Regions from separate parts of the Homo sapiens genome. Here region 1 is linked to region 2. A link is a loop called in an ENCODE intact Hi-C map of the cell type or tissue named here. Cell type or tissue: breast epithelium. All regions are shown on one strand. Links, peaks and the distances in the headings refer to the core of each region. The heading gives the core; the rest is flanking DNA.

Evidence for each region. Peaks named below come from ENCODE experiments on the same cell type or tissue, not always from the same donor. Only the 100,000 strongest peaks of a DNase experiment are listed, where the experiment ranks them.
Region 1: a loop joins it to region 2, with 14 times the contacts of the local background. A loop is called at or near these places in 2 of 110 quality-filtered maps.

Annotation. Positions count from the first base shown.
Region 1 is chr6:2,739,930-2,744,319 of GRCh38, forward strand. All of the region lies in intron 2 of MYLK4 (myosin light chain kinase family member 4), which reads right to left. Among named protein-coding and RNA genes, the nearest start is that of MYLK4, 8.8 kb to the right of the region's middle. In breast epithelium, for the core only: no CTCF peak of the experiment used is centred there; no DNase peak of the experiment used is centred there.
Region 2 is chr6:1,522,393-1,526,782 of GRCh38, forward strand. The region is part of intron 2 of LOC102723944 (a long non-coding RNA gene); the gene reads right to left. Among named protein-coding and RNA genes, the nearest start is that of FOXCUT, 81 kb to the right of the region's middle. RefSeq lists an enhancer at 1,707-1,876 and a silencer at 1,781-1,840. In breast epithelium, for the core only: a CTCF peak has its summit at 1,751 (motif pointing right); DNase peaks (open chromatin) are centred at 1,829, 2,115 and 3,461; H3K4me3 peaks cover 1,096 bases; H3K27ac peaks cover 1,849 bases.

The DNA of each region.
Region 1 (4,390 bases), core at 128-4,127, 1.2 Mb after region 2:
GTAAAGAACTTAAAGAACTCCACTGGGAGGGCAGGGCCAGGACTGGAAGCTGCATCTCCTGACCCCAGTGATTCAGCTTGAACAGGATGTTTAACTGTGAAGCACGAAGTTGGGTATAGCAGGACAATCCTTCATGGTGGCATAGAGTGCAAGCTAGGTGCCCACCATGGGGTTCAAAGCCCAGCTCTTTTGCATGTGGGTTTTGGGCAGGTCAGTGAGCCTTCCTGGGTCTCCACTGTAAAGTGGAGGAAATAGTACCTACCTCATGGCTGACAGTGAGACTTTAAAGGCATCAGAATAGGTGCACCTCTCCTTGTCCTCCGCGCATGCTCTCCCCCACCTCTGCTCCAGCCAGTACTGTGGCAACCAGCTCCATAGAGGTCTAGTCTGAAAGTGCTTCACCTCAGGCCACTGCATTACGCCTTCTTCCCAGGGTTCTCTGGCATTGCTGCGGGACCTTCTTGGGAACTGGCATTTATGCATATGCAACTGAAAATGCCAGGGGGATAGTCACTCCACAAGACCCCCGATGGTGGAGATGGCGCCCGGGGAATCAGTGCCAATTGCCTGCTTCAGTCCTATGGGCAGGTGGCTCTGAGGTCATCCTGTCTGAAGTAGCCAGTTTGGCAACTCAACCTTGTTGGGGCTTCTTTCCTTCCCTGTTTCATACTCCTCCAGCCCCCACACCTATTCCCTGGAGTCAGTTCACAAAACAAGCCACCCTCACGCATGCTTGGGCTCTGCTTTCTGGTAGGAACTCAGGAATGACATCGTAGAGACATGGTGCTGGGCACATAAGAAATCCTACATAAACTTTACCTGTTCCTCATTTTCTATACTAAACGCTGCCTACGATCAGTCTTCTCCATGTCTGCTCTCTTGAAGGAAGTGGACTTTGTTGTTGTCACCATGTGGTGGGCAGAAAATGACAAATAAGTGAAAGGGCCAAATACCACAGGGCAAAGACCTGGAATAGCTTCCTGAGTCGGATGTCCAGAGACTGACTTTGGGCCACTTCATTGCAAGAGACTTTAGGTGGTTTTAGATCATACAGTAACAAACCGTTTTTAAAACTTATGTGTGTGTTACTGTGCATTAGAAATCTATAAATAAAACATCAAAACCATGATTTCACTTTATTTTTGCTTTGGCTAAAAATGTTTTAAATGACTCATATGAAAAATATTAATAGGAATAAAGATAGCATGTAAATATAGCAAAAATCATGATAGTGGTGTGTGAAAAAAAGATCTGGGAAACTAATAGATAAATGTGCCTTTTATAACCATTATGTTTTAGGTAAGTGGATAGGATCGTAGTTTGGGCATCTATATTTAGGAATTTTGTTATCAAGTATGCTAACCATTCTCTTACTTAGGTACACAGACTTGATTTGCCACATTTGTATTTTTGACGACGTTGTTCTAACTTTCAGGGAGAGCAAATAAAGGTCTTTTTCTCATATTAAAACAACAGAAATGGCATAAAACTATCATAATTTTAATTACTCTAAGAAGCTGAAACAACATACACATAAGTTGACTCATCTGTGCATTTGGTCAAGGACACTCAGAATTTACATGGGCAGGTACCTATACACAGTACATTGGAAAACCTTTTTACTGCTCTCTGTCTTGAATGGATATAGAGCACATTCATATCATAAATAGGATTCACTGATACCTCTAGAAAAGACAGTTCTTAAAACTGCTGTGCTTGTAGATATTTCAAAGACAATAGTTTGCTCACATTTCTAAATATTCATTAGCAATAAGAAAAGCTATGAGGACATGTTGTACACTCTAATTTAGGAGAGATTTTCTTCATGGCTAAAAAGTTGCAAAAACATTCTGAAATATACATCCACAATACTCCTAATTAACTCACACAACTTGTTGGCCTTTTCACTGGGAAATGCTCTGAGGGCTACAATCTCATAGCTTGAGTGAGTAACACATTCTTTTCCACATGGAAGATGAAAGCCCTTAGTATTTCCCATAGGAGAAATGTAGTCCTCTTGGCATCTCCCACAGGAGATACGATAAACAGCGAAAAATGATTAACACTTGGGCAACAGTGACTGCCTAAAAACACAGACTTAACTATGATGTTAGGTCAGACCTAAAGAGAATTATAATGTTTTATGATTGCTTACTTAAAAAAAAAACTCTTCCTTTCTTCCATCTCTTTCACTTTGTCCTCAACTAAGACAGATCAGATGATTGACAAGCCATTCCAAGATTGGGCAATTCCTCTTCATATGAACTTGATGCTCCAGAAATATTTGCTGTGGAAAGGTCCCCGGGAAAGGCGCAGGCCATGCGGAAAGGCTGACTCCTAGAGCTCTCCGACTTCTGAACACCAACAAGATGCCGAGTTGGTGGCTTCTTGTTGAATAAGAATAAATAAGGCATTTGACCCAGCCATCCCATTACTGGGTATATACCCAAAGGATTATAAATCATGCTGCTATAAAGACACATGCACACGTATGTTTACTGTGGCACTATTCACAATAGCAAAGACTTGGAACCAACCCAAATGTCCAACAATGATAGACTGGATTAAGAAAATGTGGCACATATACACCATGGAATACTATGCAGCCATAAAAAATGATGAGTTCATGTCCTTTGTAGGGACATGGATGAAATTGGAAATCATCATTCTCAGTAAACTATCGCAAGGACAAAAAACCGAACACCGCATGTTCTCACTCATAGATGGGAATTGAACAATGAGAACACGTGGACACAGGAAGGGGAACATCACACTCTGGGGACTGTTGTGGGGTGGGGGGAGGGGGGAGGGATAGCATTAGGAGATATACCTAATGCTAAATGACGAGTTAATGGGTGCAGCACACCAGCATGGCACATGTATACATATGTAACAAACCTGCACATTGTGCACATGTACCCTAAAACTTAAAGTATAATAATAAAAATAAATAAATAAGGCATTTATACACAGGTGTAGGGATAGATTGTCTAACTCCCCTAGAGAAATTTTTTTAACTGCATGCATTGTCAATGGGGCAATAGCACCCCAAAGGAATGAAAATTGGTTCTTCTGGGGGCATGTGAAGAAAATCTTACTCTTTTTACGTATAAAGCACAGAGGTACAAACAATGCATCAACAGCTATGCAGTATACATGTGGTATTAAAATTTAATGGGAGGAGTCAACTAAGGGGAAAAAACCCTAAAAAGTCTAGGAGGGGGTGGATGATAATGAAAACAAGGCTGAGAAACACCGCCATAAACCCACCTTCAGACAGGAACAATGATTCAGACTGTTTTCCATAGTGCTTTCTAAACTGTTGTATATTGTTTTAAAAATAATTTATCATATGCTAATTGATAAGAGAGTCAAATATGTGCAAAGAGCTGTCTTCCCCAAAATGAATACCCTCTCTTGAAAAGTGCTAAAATTCTTAGAATAGGAATTATTTGTCTTCTTCCAGAATTCTGCTACGCTTCTGACTGAATTCCATTCCTGGAATAGCTATGGTGTTACATGAAATGCATTATCAGGCGACAGCTCAAAGGAGAAAGCAGAGAAGGCTATGCTCAGAAGGGCTGATCACTGCAGGTGCTGTGTTTGCAATCGATTTCTTAGTAAGAGTAGAAGCACTTTTGCTTCTGTTTTATTTTCTTTTCATAAGTCATATAAGAAGTAGGAGAAGGAAGAGATACGGACATTATTTTTAGCTCTCACAAACAAAAACAGATCACTAACTTTAATATGCACAGGGAATCCCTGCCCGTGAGGTTCCCCAAAAGTTGGTGCAAGTGTTTGAAATGTGCCACATGCCACTATTATTACCTCAACTGCCCCTAAGACCAGGGCCCTGGGCAAAGATTCAGCCAGGGCATGCATTCCATTTACTTTGGCAAGCGTCACTCCCAGGTTGGAAACATTCGAACAAAATGAATCTGTCTTAGATAAAGGTGATTTTACTACCTGCACGTCCTCAAGAGCAGGAGTCTGCCAGTGGCCTCCCCGGGTCATCACGAACCGGATCAAGCACCAGAGAACTGAAGACGAGAGAAGGCACACGCTACCTACAACCCAGACGTCTTTTCTTCTGAGTGTGAAGTCCATTCTTTGGGAGCAGCTGTGGATGTTGCTTGGCTTATATGTTCCTTCCCTGCCCTGATCTAGCACCAGCACTTCTCAAGCAGTGTCACCCTTTGCTCTGCCCTGAGGAGTGGGTGTCACCGAATTACAGAGGGTTCTTGCAGAGTCCTGCACTGGACGTCTCCAGTTACGTGATCAGCAAATAATCTGCCTCTTTAAAAGGAAAAATACGATGGCCTTGTGTGACAGATCTGAAACAGGTGTAGGGGCATTGGGAGACTGCTGGCAATAATTTACGACGCTGTGA
Region 2 (4,390 bases), core at 103-4,102:
TGCAAAAGGAAAACTGACCAGGGAGATAGCAGAGGTCACCTTTAAACTGTCCGTTGTGGAAACCTCTGGAAACAAATGCTTACACCTGTGAGGACAGCTTTCCACTGTGCCTCCCTGTGTCCCCCTCCCTTACTCAACTCATCTGACCCTCTTCCTCCCAGCTCAAGCCCCGCCTCCTCCTCCAAGAAGCCCACCCAGCCTGTGGGTTCCCTCTCAGCCCACAGTGCTTCCTCCCTCCTTGGAGTCCCCTGAACCCCCAAGCCAGAGCTGCCTGGCTTGTCTCAGCATGGTCCCCGTCTGCTGACCAGCCACAGGGCTTAGCCTCAGTCTTCTCACCAGACTACAGACCTGAAAAGAGAAGAAACCCCTCCACATAAAGCCAAGCAAAGACCAGAAAGCAGCAGGAAGGGAGACCAGATTTGCCTGGACGACCTCTCCAACAGACTTGCGCTCGGTTGAAACTTCCTCACTGGTCTGTGCACACCATGGAATGTTATTCTGCTTTAGGAAGGAAATCCGTCAAAAGCCCCGTGCTGATCAGTAGTGGGATTATGCCTGTGAACAGCCACTGTGCTCCAGCTGGGGCAACATAGCAAGACCCCATCTCATAAAAAAGGAAGGGAATCCTGTCACACATCTCAGCACGAGTGAACCTTGAGGATGTTATGCACAGATACAAGAAGACAGATACTATATCAGTCCACTCCAGGTTCCTGGAGTGGTCAAATCCACAGAAACAGAAAGTAGAATAGAGCTTGCCAGGGGCTGGAGAAGGGAAGATGGCGAGTTGGGGTTTAATGGGCAGAGTTTCTGTTTGGGACGAGGAGAAAGTCCTGATTCGGGTGGTGGTGATGGTTGCACAGCCATGTGAATGTACTTAATGCCAGTGCACTGCACACTTAAGAATGGTTAAAAGGGTGATGTTTATGGTATATATTTTACCATACAAATAATATACGCGCGTGTGTGTGTGTATATATATTTAAATGTCATGAGTGGAGTAGGGCTCAGCTGGCAGAGGTGCACCGCCTTGCTTGGTTTCCACTCCTCTTGAAGGAAGAGGTGCTGGCATCTGCACCATTCTTAGCGTCGGCACTGCTTTGCACCCCCCGGCTGGCCAGCGCGGGATGTGGGTGGGGAAATAGCCACTACAGTCCGGAGTCTCCCCACTCCCTCCCCAGGCCCACTTCCCCGACGAAGTTTCACTCCATTGTTCCTGGGCATCTCCAGGGGTGTCTAGTTTGAACAAGAAAAGGAATGTTCTGGATGGCTGGTCCTGGGCGCTCACCGGGAATGAACGTGAGCCACTCTTTCGCACACAGGCCACTCTGCGTCAGCCACTCTCGGGCTGCCCCGAAGTGATGTCCTGGTGGTCCGTGGAGCACACAGGAAAGTCCAGCAGACAAACATCATCAAGGTCGGGCATTCTGTCAGCTGCATAAACCCATTTTCTCTAAAATACTTAATGTTAACTTAGGAAAAAAGAAAAAAAAAAAAAACCAGAAAAGCTGCTTCAAGCCAGCCAACGTTCCAAGTCTCGCAGAAGCGTGTGAAAATCCCCACGCTCAGTCGCCCTCTCCCTGCACACGCCCCGAGTCCGCGTCTCCCTCCTGTGTGAATGCAGGGAAAGCGGGAGCGCGGCGAGGGGTCTGGTGCGGACCAGCCCCCGAGCCACAGAGTGCGGGGCCCGAGCTCCGGAAGCCCAGCCTGGGCCGCGACGGCCCCAATTCCAGCAACGCTAGAGGGCGCCCGTGCCAAGCGCCCGCTCCCGGCAAGCCGCGTGCTCCCGGGTGGCCGCAACCGCGGGCCGAGGGGGCGGAGTCATGGAAACACGTGCCACGGCCTGGATGAACCTGCAGGGCCGAACGCTCAGTGAAACCAGCCAATCACCAGAGCACAACTGCCGCGGCACTCCGCTGACCACCCACCTACCTGCCGTTCTGTTCCGCGTTGCCACAGAAAAATACCATAGACTGTAGCTTATAAATGACGGAAATTCAGTTCTCATTGTTCCGGATGCTGAGAAGTATGAGATCAAGGCACCGGCAGATGCGGTGCCTGGCGCAGGTCCTCTTCCTGGTTCTTGCCGTCTTTTCAGGGCACCCTCACATGGTGGGAGGGGCCGAGGATCCCTCCGGGTCTCTTTTATAAGTCCATCAATCCCATTCAGGAGGACTCTGCCCCACCACCTGTTTGTATTGTCTCCCAAAGGCCCCACCTCCTAAGACTATCACTTTGGGGGTCAGGATGTCAACATGTGACTTTGTGGAAAAGGGGGTGCGGCATGAACATTCAGTCCGTTGCACTGCAGTAGTCAGACTCGTGGAGACAGGAGGTAGAATGGTGGTGACGGGCTGCAGGAAGGGGGAATGGGGAGCTAGTGTTTCCTGGGGACAGAGTTTCAGTTTTGCAAGATGAAATGTTCTGAATATGGATGGTGGTGACGGCTGTGCACCATTGTGAGTATACTTAATGCCACACTGAACTGCACACTTAAAAATGTTTAAGGGCTGGGTGCGGTGGCTCACGCCTGTAATCCCAACACTCTGGGAGGCTGGGGCTGGGGGTGGATCACTTGAGGTCAGGAGTTTGGGACCAGCCTGGTCAACATGGTGAAACCCCGTCTCTACTAAAAATACAAAAATTAGCTGGGTGTGGTGGCACAAGCCTGTAATCCTGGCTACTGCGGAAGCTGAGGCACGAGAATCACTTGAACCCAAGAGGCGGAGGTTGCAATGAGGTGAGATTGCACCACAGCACTCCAGCCTGGGCAACATAATGAGACTCCATCTCAAAAAAAAAAAAAAAAAAGTTAAGATGGTAGATTTTATGTTATGTGTATTTTAACACAATAAAAAATCAAAGGTAGCTAATTCCCATTCTGCCCCAATTTCAGAGAAACACGTGGGCGAAGACAGGGAGGGGTGACTGTCGGTGCTGCCCGGGCCCTGCTGCCTTCCAGATCTCTGGCACCAGGGCTCTTTCTAGCTCCCTCCCCAGAAGAGGACATCAGCGACTTGCACAGGCCCCTTCCTGGGCCTGCCTGAACTGCTGGGGGCAATGGTTGTGGAGAGAACCCAGTGTGTGGGCAGAGAGCAGGCAGCGTGCCCCCTTCCCATTCTGCTCCAGCATATCACTCTTGTTGCAACACAGGATGAGTGTTCCCACATTTTGTTTAATATTCACACGCTATAGAGTGCTTCCTCCAGCTCCTCAGTCTTCAGGACAGCCTGGACTCCGGGACTGGTGGTGAGAAGCAGCAGAAATAACAAGCATCCCTGGCCCAGCTCGCTGGCCCCTGGTTGCTTTAGGGAGTCCTGTGCCTTCTCTGAGCAGGAAGTCCCTCATTGAAAATGAGAGGGTTGGACAAGACGATCCCTGAGAAGCCTTGGAGTGCCAGCTTTCTGAGAACTGGCCTGGCACAAATGCCCCATTTAGTACACACGAAGCCAAAACAGAGAGGAACAGGGCCCCAGCAGGAGGAGTCAGCGAGCCGGCCCAGAGCACGCTTCTTAGAAAAGGACACGCTCAGGGACAAGGGCACCATGACCTTCCCAAAGGCACAAAGGGCACAGGGCTCTGCATCTCCTGTTTGTTCCCGGTAGAACATCTCGCTGTCCCGGGAGAATATATGAGGAGTGCATAAATATACAGCCCCGCACTGCTTCCTGGGCTCTTGTGTGATTCCAGGGCCTGTTCTCCAGCAGCTGTGAGCACCCACCCAGACCCCACTGGCCTGGGGACGGCCATTGAGCCAGTCCCACCTGTGAGCCCTTCAGCGATTCTCTGGCCCCCAGCCCCACCTGTCTGTCCACTTTTCCTGGCAGGCTGGTTAGGGGATAAAGCAGATGCACGGGACACTTTACTTGCCCCTTTCCCGTCCACCCCAGTTCAACCCTCCAGGTTACCCTCCGGCAGCAGAGCCACCCCTGCCCAGGACGCGCACTGCCTTCCATTAGGCAACAGTTTCATGAGGCATTTGCCGTCCTCAAGAGGCTGACGTGACAGTGCCTGATTCACAGAGGCTTCCCTCTGACCCAGGTCTAGCTGGCTCCCCAGTGGGACACCCCAGGGCCTTTCCTGGCCCAGATCTGCCGCTCTGGGCTGTCCTGAGTGAGGAACACCTGAATAAGCCACAACATCAAGGAAAGGACCATGAGGATGGGAGCACCCGGGAGCAAGCCCCTCCCTGAGCCTTGGAAACCCCGTGACTCCTATTTTCCATGTCATTTTCTCCATCATGGAATGAACACTTAGAAACTGGAAGCTCGTGAGCAGAATGATTCTGTCCTAGAGCCTGAAGGCGTGCATCAGGGCTGGGTCCTTCCCTGCAGCATAGCTTCTAAACCAACGATTGATATCTTCATTTACCAGCACGATAAAAAAGGAA